2 separate regions of the Mus musculus genome follow, and region 2 is linked to region 1. A link is a loop called in an ENCODE intact Hi-C map of the cell type or tissue named here. Cell type or tissue: left cerebral cortex. All regions are shown on one strand.

The links. Hi-C counts contacts between places; a loop is a spot of excess contacts. Peaks named below come from ENCODE experiments on the same cell type or tissue, not always from the same donor. Only the 100,000 strongest peaks of a DNase experiment are listed, where the experiment ranks them.
Region 2: a loop joins it to region 1, with 4 times the contacts of the local background. A loop is called at or near these places in 5 of 42 quality-filtered maps.

Annotation. Positions count from the first base shown.
Region 1 is chr4:96,677,223-96,685,222 of GRCm38, forward strand. No RefSeq gene overlaps it. Among named protein-coding and RNA genes, the nearest start is that of Cyp2j5, 17 kb to the left of the region's middle. In left cerebral cortex, CTCF peaks have their summits at 3,245 and 6,470 (motif pointing left); DNase peaks (open chromatin) are centred at 3,208 and 6,416.
Region 2 is chr4:96,587,926-96,595,925 of GRCm38, forward strand. Cyp2j9 (cytochrome P450, family 2, subfamily j, polypeptide 9) reads right to left here and starts at 3,560. Exons shown (of 9, transcript NM_028979.2): 1 at 3,211-3,560. The coding sequence starts at 3,420. In left cerebral cortex, CTCF peaks have their summits at 3,405 and 3,983; DNase peaks (open chromatin) are centred at 3,722 and 3,946; H3K4me3 peaks cover 1,803 bases; H3K27ac peaks cover 2,147 bases.

The DNA.
Region 1 (8,000 bases):
CATCTATTTTCTTAGGGCAAAGAGTTGGAGTGAGAAAAGGGAAGAGAGAATACAATGTGTGTATGTGCTTAAGGCTGCTGTGGATGTTTCCTTTATTTACATTTCAAGTGTTATCCCATTTTCCAGGTTCCTTTCATCACTTTTTACTCTTCTCTACCTCCATCCAGGTAATTAAAAACCCACCAGCTTTTAACCCCTCCAGTAATTGGCTGTAGCCAATTTTATTTAACCAATAGTTTTCAATCAAGGAACAATGATTTCACAACAAAAGTTTATAAATGTGAGAATGAATTCATAGGCCTAGACATTCAGCTATAGAACGTAGCATTATAATACATAGCAACAGACCAAACCTTAGGTTTGGCTTATCTCATACCCTGCTTACAAAACCAAACAGGGGTAATCTGGAAGTATTTAATATTTGGTAAAAAAAAAATGTACCAAAAATAAGAACGAACCAGTTTAAAAACAGTGAATTTATGAAATTCTTAGGCAAATGGATGAATCTGAAGGATATGATCCTGACTGAGATAACCCAATGACAAAGAACACACATGATATGCTCTCACTGATAAGTGGATATTAGCCCAGAAGCTTGGAATACACAAGATACAATTCACAAACCACATGAAACTCAAGAAGAAGGAAGACGAAAGTGTGGGTACTTCAATCCTTCTTAGAAGGGTGAACAAAATACCCATGGAAGGAGTTAAAATATGTGGAGCAGAGACTCAAGAAATAACCATCTGGAGATTGCCCCACCTGGGGATCCATCCCATATATAATCACCAAACCCAGGCCTGGAGCCTGATATAGCTGTCTCCTGAGAGGCTTTGCCAGTGCCTGACAAATACAGAAGTGGATACTCACAACCATCCATTGGACTGAGAACAGGGTCCCCAATGAAGGAACTAGAGAAAAGCCTCTCACATGTAAACTCTCAAGCTTGACTTGGTTTTAACTAGTTATAAAAATACCTAAAAGTCAGAGCTGACATATTTATACTTTAAACTTTGAGTCAGAATTTTACTCAGTTGCAAAGTCTTTAAGAAATAATTGTCTAACACTGACACTCTTACTGATCACTCCAGTTTACCTCATCTTTCCTCTCCTTTCAAGGCTGAAGGCACAAAATAATAAACAACCAAGGTATTTACAGAGGTTCCTGGGCCTGAAAACTTTGTTAAACACATGAAACTCAAGAAGAACGAAGACCAAAGTGTGGACACTTTGCCCCTTCTTAGAATTGGGAACAAAACACCCATGGAAGGAGTTATAGAGACAAAGTTTGGAGGTTGTCTATTGTTTTCCATTTTGCATGACTCAACTGAGTGACTCAACTGAGCAACTCAACTGAGCTCCAGAGGAAAGGTAACCGCAGGGGAGCATAGGTTGACTAGAGTGTGCCCTCTGCTAGAAGCAGCAATTTTGGCGTGCAGTTTGGCAGCAGCTAGCCAAGAGGACTAAGAGAGTGATTTTGGAGCTCTGGAGAGGCAGAGCCAGTGCTGGTGGTAGAGGCAATGGCTAGGGAAAACATGTGCTCTCAGGCTATGTGCTGGACTGAGAATGGAACGAGACTGCTGGCTCAATAACAATAAACAATAGACAACCTTAGTTTAGAATCAACAGATAACACAACCTCTGGACATGGAATCTATCATCCTAAACTCATGACTATTCTATGTTAGAAACCTTTTGGTGGTGGATTCTGCTATCATATCTAACAGTTCTGGTCTACACATTGCCTGCTATATTGCTCCTGCCTCTCACAGTCTAAAGACCAGGGCATTCATTTCTCCTGTGTTCCCTCTTCCATTTTCAAACCTGGTGCCTAGCCAGAAATAGTGTGGATTCTTTTTTTAATAATTACATGCTACAGATATCCATTGTGTGTGTGTGTGTGTGTGTCTGTGTGTGTGTGTGTGTGTGTGTGTGTGTGTGTTTTATCGATTCTATTTGGTAAATTCCACTTTTGTTTCTTAAATTGTTTCCCTTGTTTCATATAACTGTTGGGTTTTCACAGACTTCATTAAGTGATCTAATCATATCTTTTCAAAGATTCTTTACTGTATTCATAATAAGCATTTTGAGGTCTTTGTTTTGTGTGTCAGCTATATATGATTCTTTGGATTGATACCTGGTCTGGCCTTTCTTGTCATGGGTGCTCCATTCTTGTTTTTTGTCACCCTCTTTGCATCTTAGTAAAGCGTGGGAGCTGTTAGTTCCCTGGTAGAGAGAGCTTTGCAGGTTGATGGGTAGCAGAGAGTAATAGAGATGAACTAGGAGGAAAGGCTTAGTCAGGTTGAAAGAAAGAGGTGAGGTGATACTGTTTACACCAAGAGGCTAGGGCCTTAGGGTGTAAGGAGATATGTTTGGAAGAGGCACTCCTGAACGTAGGGTATCATGAGACAAAGAAAATGTTTGGAGACACTGGAATAAAAGTTTTACAGGGGACCTGTATCCATATCAAGAGTTGAAGTCTCTAGTGAATGGAATTGAAATGAGAGTGCACAATCCTTTAAACTGATGCTCCAGGACTCAGAGTTAGACAGGGGAAGTCATATGGAAGACAGGAAGGAGAGCCACAATCATATTCCCAGCATGATATGACCACTGGAAGCATCAGGTAGATAGTGTTTCTAGGTATTGGAGGCTGATAAAAGCAAATGGGGATTAGCTAGAAGGGAATGCTGATAGGGTCTACAGGAAGGAATTAATTTAAATTTGAACCAAGGAACAAGGGAGAGCAAAGTTCCCCGTGAGTATAGGTAGTAAGGAATGGTAAAGGCAAGTAGGTTGCTGCAGTGCTTGGAAGAGTGCTAAGACAGTAGTGATCGTGTTTAGGGTGAGAAGGCATAGTAAGAATTGTTTCCCTGAGTCGCAGCCCAGTGTAGCTACTGGACATCCAAGGTAGAAAATATTTCTAGGTATCAGGGTCTGACATAAAGTTTAGGTCATGTGTTTGCTCCTCTGCTAGGAGACTTAGGCAATGTCTTAGTTGTGTGATAAAATATCTGGACAAAAGCAAATTATAGAAGAACTGGCTTATTTGGCTCACAGTTTCATGGTACAGTCAATCATCTTTGGAAAGTCAAGGTAGCAGGAACTTGAAGCAACTTAATTTGGTACATCCACAGAGGGCAGTGAATTACACCATGCATGCTGGCAGCAACTGCTCTGCTCCTGTTTTCCACAGCAAAGTCTCTTTCCCAGGGAATGGCGCCACCCAGAGGATCAGATGTTCCCTCTGCAATTAACATAATCAAGATCCTCTCTTACAGACATCCCTTAGGCCAAACTAATTTATAAATCCTTCATTGAGATTCTCTTCCAAGGTCATCATAAACTGTGTGCAGTGGAGCATTAGAACAACCCATCACAGATGGCTTGATTATAAACTCATCAAGAAGTTTCACAGTGGAAAATATGTAGCCTCTCAATAAAACTGGGGAGCTGTTAACATATGAATGAAGAAAGAGACTAAAGGGTCAAAAATATGTCTATATATCTATATTTATATTTAAATTCATGCTAACACATATAGCATGTTTTATATGTAGAATGAAATATGAAAATTGTATATACACATATGTTTGTACACACAAACACATATATACACACACAAGAATACTATGAATACACACATTTATACTTATATGAACATACATATGTTGTTAAGCACACATATCCCAGCTGACAGATGATAAGAACTGTGGAAAAGGAATATAGCAGACAGATTAGAAAAACTGGAAGCAGGCTTTGGTATTTTGTATTTTACCTCTGTGTTGTTCCACATAAAGTTAGGATGTTAAAGACCATAACAAGTTAGCTCAATAAATGGATTGTTGAAGCAACTATTACTGTGACTTAGGCCCTGTGATAAGGTGTGTAGGCTATTTTTACTTGGCCATAGTTCAGTGTAAGTGGCAAGAGCATAAATAGGTTTATTATAGCTGATAAGCATGTTTTCTTCCTCTCTCACAGATGTTTATTGAGCCTTTATTAAGGGTGAGGCTGTCTTACTCCTGTTTGCTTGTCTATATAGGCAACAGGGTCCTGAACAAATGTCCTGGCTCTTTTCAAATTTATGTGTACATTGGAGAAAGCTCATAATCAACTAATAACAGACATGAAAATCAGATAACCCTGAATATATTGAGAAAAATCAGTCAAGATTCAACAAACAAGTGCTACTGCTGACCTCTAGATGTTTTGTGGCCATACAGGTCTTTCTGACCAGGAACAACAATTCACATTTGAATACTATGGATCCAGAAATGCTAACTGCAGTTAAAGGGAGGAGATAGATTCCTTGGGCTCTAGAGCTTACTGTGTCCTTGTATCTGGACTGAAGCCATACCTCTTAAAAAGCACATTAGTTGCTATTTCTCACAAAAGTAAAGTTTCTCTCTCTGTTTTCTACCTATTTATCTCACACACACACATCTATCATCTATAGCTATCACATATCTGTCTATCATCTATTACCTACCTATCATTCTATCAATCTGTCTGCCTATCATCTACTATCTATCTATCTATCTATCTATCTATCTATCTATCTATCTATTTATCTATCTATTGATCATCTGTCCAGCTGTCTGTCTATCAATCACCAACCTATCTATCACTAGTTATGGGGAATTTTCATTGGTTTTAATATTACTATTGATATTGAAATTACAGAAATGTAGTTATTTGTGTTAATAAATTTTAATGTTAGGTATCTCACTCCACTCTGATTTGTTTTAGATATTTTCTGGCAATTCTTTTGTTTGCTTTTAAGACAATCTTTCTATGTAGCACTAACTGGCCTGGAACTTGCTGTATAGACTAGACTAACTTCAAACTTGTGGCTATTCTCTTGTCTTAGCCTCTTAACTGTTGGGATTACTGGTGTGTAGCACCAGGTTAAGTTTTCTAAGCATTCTTTAATTGTGATTTTCATTATCCCCTTAGGCATCCTGTAGCCTAGCAAGTAGGAAGTTCTCAGAGTATCTTGGTGAGTTAACTATCCAGTCTGCTTCCCTCTCAGGTTTTCTTTTCAGGGGTGAGAACTCCATTCCTCTGATCCTGGGGCTGAAACGTCTGATGTGTGTTGCTTAGTTCCTAAACTTAAATGTGAATTACCAAATACAACTGAATCTAACCTCAAAATAGATTGATCTTCCAGCCTCTTCACACCATCTCCGCTGCTAAAGCCCTCAGCTCTTCCTGTGCTTATCCTGTGGACATTCATGCCTATTCTTCCTGGAGTACCTCATTATAAACAAAATCAGATTGTATCAGAGAGCTATTCAAACAGCTGTCTACCAGTTTCTCCTAAAGGTTTCACCATATCCAGAATGGCCCCTATGATTTGGGCTTTGTAATCCCCCAGACCTTTGTAATCACTACATCCTGTTAATTCTCCTGTAGTCATTCTCCCTCAGTGAGGCAGCAGGCATATGCCAGTCTCATAATTCCTTCCCCACTTGCAGCCTCAGTAGCTAGGTGGCTTTATACACATGTCCTTAGAAGCTTTGCTCAAAAACCAGCTCAACTGGGTTTCTTCAGTCACTTGCACAAACCTCACCCCTCTCCTTTCAGCAGTTTCACGCAGCCCAGATCACATCTGGATCTATTCTACTTCCCACTAGAAACTTAACTCCTCAAGGACAATTTTCAGCCTGCTGGGGTCTTGGTGATATTGCTAGTGATTAGACACAGTAAACACTCAAGAGTTGTTTTTTGCTGACTAAGTCCATAGATTTAAAAAATATATTCATACTCTGAAGTAAATACCCAAAAATCAAAAGAGTGCATCAAAGATTTTAGAAGATTAGAGTTCATAAGGTAAAAATAGAATAATCTATACTAGCAGAAGTGTTTGTTACAGTCTCATTAGCCCCAAAACTATTGCTAACTATGAAAATTTAATCTTTAAAATTATAACTATGCCGTCGGAGACCTGTGGTTTTTATCTACAGCTGGCAACCACTGGAACATTTTAAAATAAATTTTAGAAATGAATTTGGTGTAAAGAAGGTGACACAGGCAAATTGAGACCTGGGGGACAAACATTTTTCCAAGTGATCTAACCATTTAGTGGCGAAGACAGGATTTGGACACAATGCTATCTAGCTATTTTTATTTCACAACTGTGTTCCTTCTGGCCACGTTCCTCCTTAGGGATTATTTTTCATATCTGCAAAGCAATTCTTTAGAACGAATGTCAGTGGCTGCTGCTGAGCCTTGGGCAACAGCCTCAGTGTGAATTATCTGTGAAGTTGAAAACTAGAAGAACACATTGGAATTCAACCTGGAGAATATCAAGTCATAATAAAAACTCTAAAAGTATTATTATTGTTTCTAAAAGTGCATTCAGACAACACCGAACAGCACCCAAGAGCAGTGATTTGGAAAATTCACTGGAAATTTGGTTGCCAGCACATATGAGATAGGACAGCTTTGTATTATAATACCCTCTTGTGGTCATAATGTGAAACTACAAAACAAGCCATATTCCTTAGATGCTGGAAATGAGCTTTTCCTGTTTTCTTCCAAACACTATGCTTCACACATAAGTGGTGGGCAAAACTCTGCCCATACCAGTGTATTTATTGAAAAACAAGTGATTTGAAGTGACTTCAGGAAAAGGCAAGGACTCGTTAGCTAACACAGCATTCCCAGCTCTTTGTGATCTGAGTCGAATGCTTCCTTCCTTCCTTCCTTCCTTCCTTCCTTCCTTCCTTCCTTCCTTCCTCCCTCCCTCCCTTCCTGCCTTCCTTCCTGACTTCCAACTAAAGCCATCTGTTTCCTGCTCACCGAAGTTCTAATTATATGGACTTGTGGTGTCAACACATTATGCCACCACATCGATTGCAGCCTATCTCTATCTGGGAAGCTCAGGTAAAACATTTGTAGACACTGACAGTCCACTATGTGAGAGTCAGACAGTGTTTGGTTTGGCTTTTGTATCTCCCAAAGCCTAGGATCTCAAGAAACGGAGTACACTTTGTGATTTAAAATATTCTTTTTGGAGGAGAGTGGTGGTGATTGAATGTAAGGCCTTGTGCATGCTAAGCAAGCACTCATCCATTTTTACCACTGAGGTACATCCCCAGCCCATGTAAATGTACATATGTATATTTATAACATGTACATGCATATAGATAGATAGATAGATAGATAGATAGATAGATAGATAGATAGACAGATATAGTCTCATTCAAGGTTTCATCTAATGCTGAAATTTCCATGTAGCCAAAACTGATATTGAATTCTCAAAACTTGAACTTCCACCTCCCAGGTGTTGGGATTATCTCCAAGTACTAGCACCCATAGCCTAAAATGTTATTACTTTCAATTTAAACTAAGAACTTTATGCTATTAAAAACAACTTGCTCCAGCTCCTGTTTACAACTTGAGGCACTTAAGTAGCCCATTGATGGATTTCCAATTAAGTTTTTACTTCTTCAATCAGCTACCCAGTAGGAGTTAGAATGGGATTTCCAAACAAATTCACTAGGCTTGGGATGTCTGTCTCCTGCTAGAGTTACTTCAGATGGCTGAATTCTATGCACCTATAACACAGGTTTATTTAGATGACAATAGTACATATTCATAAGCCATGTATGGTACAGACTGCACAAACAATACTTACATATCTTATGCAGAATCTAAAGTAGACCTTATATTGTCATATTTTCAATGAGAGGAGAGTTATTTTTGCACTTTTGAGATTTTTAGGTCAACATTCTTCTACTTTTAGCTTGTTTGGGTGCCTCATTTCAATGATTGCTGTATTATTATTATTACTATTATTATGCTTAGTGTATATTGTGTACGTGTTTAGGTGTGTGGGTGACTTTGTGGAAGTTATGTTATCACTTTCCACCTAATATTTTGAAATAGGAACTGCCACTGATCTATTTGCCTGACTAGCTCCCAGTAAGGCCCAGGAACTCGCCTGTCTCCATCCTTCCAATGCTGGGTTTACAGGTGCATACCACTACATC
Region 2 (8,000 bases), 89 kb before region 1:
GAATCCCCAAACATTATGAAAGATGTGAGGAAAAAGGCATGATCCTGAGATATACAATGACCTCACAGTTTAGTGATGCAGGCATGAGTGTGAGAGATGGAGAGTTCAGGTAGAAGAAGAGGGAACCAGAGAATCAAAGAAGTGAATGTCCATGATGATGCAGCATGTGCCACTCTGTGAAAATTGAGCTGAATGACTATGTATGAGCAGTATCAACGTTTCTTCCCCATGTATACTCAAGAGTTTCTGAAGACCCCACTTCTGCCTCTTGTTCTTCTGAGTCATGTCTAGTTCCAACAGTGGTTTCAAACAGAAGGGGTCCAATCCTCATTTATCATGTTTGTGTATGCACACCCTATAGAACTGGTCACAGAGCTCCAGTCCTATATAAACTATTTCAAATAAATGTAATGTTTTGGTTTCATCTTGGAATCTTATATACAAATTACAATAGAGCCTATATGCAGCCTTTCTTTAACTTTTAACCAAAAGTCCAGTTTTAAGTTCATTCCACCTCTAACAAGCCTTGTCCAGTGTCTCTACTAAGGACAGATTCGGTAACTATCATTTCTTCTAGATGTAAGTAATGTACACATAGAAATGTAGATCAGTTTTTAACTCTGTTTTCATGAATGTGTCCATGAGTGTTTTAAGCTTTTCAAAAAAGATTTATTGGCTCATTTATAATATTGACAAGCCTGTTCTAGGAATAAGTGAAATTTTAGTTTAAGTTAAGGGGGTCCTAACTGGCAATGAGTGCACATCTGGATCGTATGCTTATTCTTGAGGGAGAAACAGAATCTAAGACAGTGAGCTACGACCCCTTTCATAGTGGCTGCCTGAGCCCATCAAAAACAATTATGAAATAGCAACCAAAAAATGTTATTCTTGGGGGTCACCACAATATGAGAAACTGTGTTATAGAATCAGGGCATAAGGAAGGTTGAGAACCAGTGTTCTAAACCTAGGTACTAAAGATAATGTCTTCTTTCCCCAAGTGCTGCAAGATTCAAGGAGTGAATGTTCCAAATAAACAAAAGTAAGACACCTAGAATTAGTGAGGCACGGCATTGAGCCATAAATTCCAAGCAATGTGACCTTGAAAGACTTCCCTGACTTTAAGTTCCTAAGCCTAAGAAGTGTCAGAGGTACACAGAGAGAAGAGAGAAAAAAGTGTTCCAATTTACCCTGCCATCAGCAGAGGGGAGAAGGGCTAATAATCTGAATTTGTTTTATTTTTTAAATATAAATTTTTGATTTTTAGAATCTCATACACAAATATGTATTGAAATAATTTCACCCCTCTCTCTTTACCTTCCAACCCCTTCAGGGTCATCCCTAATTCCTCTTTCTAAAATTCATGACCTCTTCTTCTTTAATTAGTATTGATTATATATATGTATATGTATATATATATATATGTATATGAAATAAAAATATTCATCAACATCCAGTTGCCCCAGAAAAACAGGAGGCAGATATAGGCAATAACTTTTCCAGAAAAATAGTATGTGTGCGTATTTGTGTGGAGAGGGATATAGACAATGAAATGTGTGAAGAATAGCTAAAACTTCTCAATTTGGCAACATAAAAAAATCTATGTAAAAGGTGCATAAAATCTGCAAAGGAATCAAAAACCAAATAAACATCATAATCAAATTGAAAGTTAAAACAAACAAAACCAATTGAAAGTAGATGGCCGGTGGTGGTGGTGGGGGAGGATGTCACTTAGAAAGAAATTGGAAATTATTTCTCATCAGAAACTACAAAGTCTAGAGTTAAGTGGGAGACATCTAAATCTGTTAAGAGCAGCAGATTGACAAGCAAGTGTCCACAATCAGGAGAAAGACAGTGTGGGAATTAGTGGGGGGCATTCTGAGGTGGGGTAAAGCTAAGAAATTTCCTTCTGCCAAAGCCACCTCTGAAGAAACAGGGAAAGTAAGTACTGAAAGTCAGAAAAAAAAAATTGAACATGAAATGTCAAAAAAAAAAAAACCGAAAAACCCAAAACAAACAACAACAACAACAAAAACAAAACAAACCAAAACAACAATGAATCTATGGGAGAGGAGTAAGGAGCAAAGACAAGAGGCTTTTCCGCCTTTAAGTTCCAGCTGCACAGGACACTGAAGAGCAGGTTAGTGTCTGGTGTAGTTCTTAGTGTGTGTGGAGGAAACACCTTAGGCAGCTGGGCCATAGAGAGAGGATAGGGTCCTCTAGTTTTGTAGTTGTTTTGCTTCCCCTGAAAAAATAGTGTTAACAAAGTCAGTCGAATGTGAGCAATGAATAACAAACACTGAGCAGCTGCTGGGAGGATGATACAAGGATATCCAGGAGATATAAGAAAAGAGCAAAGAGGAATAGAGAGGCAAGTATTTGGAAAGTGTCTAAAAAACACACAGAGAACTCAGAATTTAAAAAAAAAATGGGTGGGAGAACAGAAGGAAAAATATGGGTTTAAATCCTCAAATTAGCAATAAATAATCAGACATAGCCAATCTTCACAAATACTGGAAAGTGACAGGGATGGTCACACATGGCAGAGTATTCACTATCTAAACAGAGAAAATTACTGTAGATAAGAAATATCACGTGGGAAGAGGGTCATAGAGCAGAAAGACCTTCCAGTCCTATACAGGTACTATGTACTCATAACCATTTTTCCAGGACAAGCGGGAGAGCTACAACAACTCAGTGGGAAAACAGGCAGACTTTTAGTGGAGCTGGAAACTTCAGTGCATCTTTCTCTGGATTAGATAAAGTCAGTAGGTGAGCAGTCATCAAAGATGCAAAAGGACCAAACTAGGCTCAATAAGACAAATCAGAGAACTGATATGTACACAGGTCAAGAGGAGAACACACTTTCAAAACAAAACAAAACAAAACTGGATAGGTAGTGTAACCAACATCTGGGACATCCTATTTCTTACTCCAACATAACGTGTTTATGAGGATAAATTATTACGTCATCAAATCTACCTTGACATACTTAAAAGACTTTAAAATCAGAGACAGTAAGTTTTCTGGCCATAAAATCACTCTGGGAATCTTTCATCGACAGATATCAAGAAAATCTACAACTGTTTGTAACCTGTAAGACCTTATCTCTGGGTTAGTGGGCTGTCAGCAACAGCCTTCGGCTACATCCTCGAGTTCCTGATGGCAATATACAGTTTCAGGATGCAGCCAGGCAGTGTTGCCTCTTCCTACCTGCTGAAGGGATAGGTGGGGCTGCTTGGGGTCCAAATGGAACAAGCAACCCACGAAAGGAAGGCGCATTGGCCCTGGCGGGTAGTTCTTGGGGCGACGGTTTTTGAGGAAATCAGCCAGGAACAGAAAGGTGACAGCAGACAGCAGCAAAATCCGGAGATGGAGCGCAGCCCAAATGGCAGCCACTAGGGAGCCGGCTGCCGCAAGCATGGCTGATATCAGAGCAGGCTCTTGGAGGAATGAGAATCTGAACTGAGGCAGTTCCCCAAGGACACTGCCTGTAGTTCCCAGAATGAACCAGGCCTGTGGTTTAAACCCCCAAATCGCTACAGGGCCCCTCCAATCTGTCGCCTGCAGACTCCTCCTCCCTGCTCTATTCACTTCAGCAACTTTGGCCCGCCTTGTTTATCTGCTTCCCTAAGTCTTAACAGAGCTTTGTCTCCAGAGCTCTTTCACTTTTACCCAGTCTTCCTAAGGACCCAAACATCCCCTTGGCCCCGCCTCAAGACTCTCCGTCACGCCCCTCTCCAAGTTCCAAGTCTTAGCCTTTGGAGACTATTCCTTTGGGGGTGGGGAAGCCACTTGAGCATGTATGGACTAGCTAAGAACCTTGCTCATAAACAAAGTATTTCTCTGGTTCTAGGCTTGTGATTTGCATGCAACCCAGAGAGTATCATGTGCATCTGATCTCCCGTTTTATAAACAACCTTTCACCACTGATTGCAATTTTCTGAAACAGGAACAGTATCAGCCCATGTTTCTGGGCTGCACGCCAGGGAGCGCTCTGGCCTCTTTATAAGAGCTCACCAGCTTTGAGTGCTATTCACAGTGAATTAAGTGAATCCACAGATTCTTCACAGAAAGAACACCCTGGTCTTGATTCTCCCCTACCCCCTTTTGTAGTGTTAGAGAACTGAACACCGCAGCCCTTGACCATGCTAAGAAGCCTTTCCATCATCACTTTGCACTCTCCCTCCCTCCCTATTAACTTTTAGGGTTAGTATATAATTTAGTGAATTTGATTAACGGGCACTTTCATGTCCATGTTTTTTCACAAATATTTATGCATATATTTGGCACTTTCCACTCATTCCCTACACTACTGTTGTAGGTCCTGCTCTTCCCCAGATTATCCCCTTCTGCATTTTGGCAGTGTACCTTCCTAAAGATTTGCTCCTTTCCTTCCATGGTTCCATTTCTAGTCCCAGACCCTGACCCCATTTACTCAAACACAGTTTAATCTAGGCTAGTACCGCAGAAAACAAGCTGTCTTCGCCTTTCTGCATCTGGTTTGTTTCATTTTCCATAAAGATCTCCAGCTTGTTCTCTCTCGGCTCTTCCATGAGAATCTCCAAGCACATTTGGTCTCCAGCATGGAACTTTCCACCCTGTGCCACATATAGGAGACCCTTAAGCCACATATCAGGCTAGACATGCATAGGCACTAAACATATAGATATACAGTCTGCTTACAAACTTTTTATTGATTAAAAAAGATAAATTGAAGTTTCTAACTCTCCAAGATCTTAAGAGGGAGACAGAGGAATAAGAAGAGAAACTTAACAAAGCTTAGCTTGTTTGTATTCTTTCAATCCTCTTTTGATTTTTTTCTTTTGTTGAAAACAGATTATTTTCTCATACACTATGCCCAGATGATAATTTCTCCTTCCTCTCTTCTTCTCAGTTTCTCCCAACAGGCCCTTCCCTGTGAATCTACTCTTTGTCTCTCAGGAAAGAACAGGTTTCTAAGAGATAACAAAACAAGACAAAACCTACGGTATCAAAGTTGAACACTGCAACCCAACAGTAGGAAAAGAGTCCCCAAAGCAGACACAAGAGCCAGAGACCCACTCATTCTTTCACTCAAGAGTCCCATAAAAAATACAAAGCTAATAGCTGAAATCCATGTCCAGAGGCCCTAACCCAGACCCATGGAAGCCCCGGGCTTGCTGCTGCAGAATCTCTGCTCGCTCTTAGGTACTTATCTTAGGGGATTCAGAGAGGTCCTTGCTCTCCTGGTGTTCACCATTTCCTCTGGCTCTTTCCCTCTTTTGCCTCCTCATTTACAGGAGTCCCTAAGTTCTGAGGGTAGGGATTTGATGGAGACATTTCATTTAGACTCGGTCCACATAAGGTCTGGCTGTGTGCCTCTGCATCTGTTCCCATCTGCTGCCAGAGGAAGCCTCTCTAATGATCACTGTATAAAGCACTGATCTATAAGTATAGCAAAACATTATTAGGAGTCATTTAACAGAACATCTTTTCAGACTCTGGTTTCCAGGCTATCTAGTCTCTGGTGCTGGGTTGTCCAAGCAGTGTTGGATATGGGTTACTTCTTGTGGAGTGGGTCTTAAGCCAAAGCAGATATTACCTCTCTGTTACCACAAGTGCTCCATTGTTGTACCATATCTTACAAGAACAGACTGTAGGGCAAATATTTTCTAGGTGGGTTGGTATTCAAGTTTTTTGATAGCCTGAAGAGTACCTTTCTGCAACACAGAGACTAGAACATAATGGAAAAGGCTTCATGTAGGTACCTGATTGACTTCTCCATATTCAATGAGTTGTGTGGATGCTGCCCTAGGCAATGGGGCTCCACTTTCAGTTTGCTGAGAGCAACCCATCTGACTAGGTTATTTGGGGATTTCAATGGAACCTCTTTGTCCAACAACTCAACTGGATGCAATGCAGTCCCACTGCTGGAAATCTTGGTCAGTTTAAAGTCTGTATCCCCCATAACTCTGAGTCTTTATTAGGATCACCTTCATCGATTCCAGAAAGTTGTCACTGTACTAGGTTTCCATGTTGCCCTTCAAATGTCCCCAATTCTATTTTTCTACAGTTGCTCCTTCCACCAAATTGTCCCTTTGCCTGATGATATCCCCACTTCTGTTCCCACCTACTCCAGTCTGCTGTAAAATTTATTCTATTTTCCTCTTCCTTACCTAATTTCCCTGAGTCTATAGATTGTAGCTTGCTAATAAGTGAATACATATCATATTTATCTTTCTGGGTCTGGGTTAACTCATATATGATTGTTTTTTTTTTCTAGTTCCATCCATTTCCTACACACTTCATGGTGTCTTTTTTAAAATGAGTAATTATAGCATTGTGTAAATATACCACACTTTCTTTATTTGTTTTTGTTTTTATTGCTGTTGTTGTTTTTGTTATTGTTGTTGAGTGATATCTAGGTTGTTTCCAGTTTCTGGCTATTATTAATAGAACTATAATGAACAAAAACAAGTATCCTTGTGGTAGGATGAAGTGTCCTTTGGGTATGTGTGCGAGAGTGCTGTAGCTAGGTCTTGAGGTAGATGGATCCTCAACTTTCTGAAGAACCAGAAATATTGATTTCTGTGGAAATTTGATTCCCATAGTGACATTACAAGTATGTACTCTGTTGAGAAATGGAGGAATGTTCCCCTTGTTCCACATTCTTATCAGCATGAGCTGTTGCACATGTTGTTGATTGTGACAAGTATAAGATGAAGTTGCAACGTAGTTTTGATTTGCATTTTCTTGATGCCTGAGGATGTAGAACACTTCTTTAAGTGGTTCTCAATCATTTGATATTCTTCCATTAAGAATTCTGTATATCTGCACCCAATTTTTCAATTGAATTATTTGGGTTTTGTTTTTGTTTGTTCATTTGTTTGTTTTGATAGCTAGTTTCTTTAGTTCTTTAAATATTTTGGATATTAGTCCTTTGTCAGATGTGGAGTTGATAAATATCTTTTTCCATTCTGTAGTCTGCTACATTGGACTATTGACATCATCCTTTGTCTTTCAGAAGCTTTGCAATTTCAAGAGGCACTATTTATCAATGGCTGATCTTAGTTCTTGTGCTCTCAGTATTCTGTTCATTGTATAATCTCCTATGCCAATGCATTTAAGGCTATTCCCCACTTTCTCTGCTATCAGGTACAGCGTATCTGGTTTTACATAGAGATCTTTGATCCACTTGGTCTTGAGTTTTATGCAGGGTTGTAAGTGTGAATCTATTTGCATTTGTCTACAAGCAGACATCAAGGTTGACCAGCACAATTTGTTGTAGATGCTTCCCTTCTGCAGTGTATATTTCTGGCTCTTTGCCAAAAGACATGTGTCCATTATGTGTGTAAATTAATGTCTAGGTCTTTTATTTGATTTTATTGATCAGCATGTCTATTTTTATACTAATACCATGCATTTTTTATTGCTGAAGCTCTGCAGTACAACTTATAATTAGGAATGGTGAGACATGGCAATATTTTTATTGTTCTGGATTGTTGTAAATATCTTGGATTTTTTGTTCTTCTGTATGCAGTTGAAAATTATCTTTTTAGGGTCCATAAAGAATTGTTTTGTAATTTTGATGGAAATTGCATTCAATCTCTACATGGCTTTTCGTAGGATGGACATTTTTATAATACTAAACCTACTGATACTCAAGATTGGGAGATCCTTCTGTCTTTTGATATCATCAAGTTTTTCTTCAAATATTAGAAGTTCTTATCATACATGCCTTTTACTTTCTTAGGTAGAATTACCACAAGATATTTTATATTATTTGAGGCTATTATCAAAGGTGCTGCTTCCTTGATTTCTTTCACAGTACACTTGTCATTTGTATATAGGAGGCATACTGGGTTTTTATTTTTAATGTTGTTGAGTTTCTTTCCATTTACTTGGAATTGGTTATGGACTTGGTGTAAACTGCTGTTACTATGCTTTGGTGTTTCTCTTGTATCCCCAATCTGTTTAAGACTTTAAACATGAAGAATTGTTGGATATTGTTGAAGGGTTTC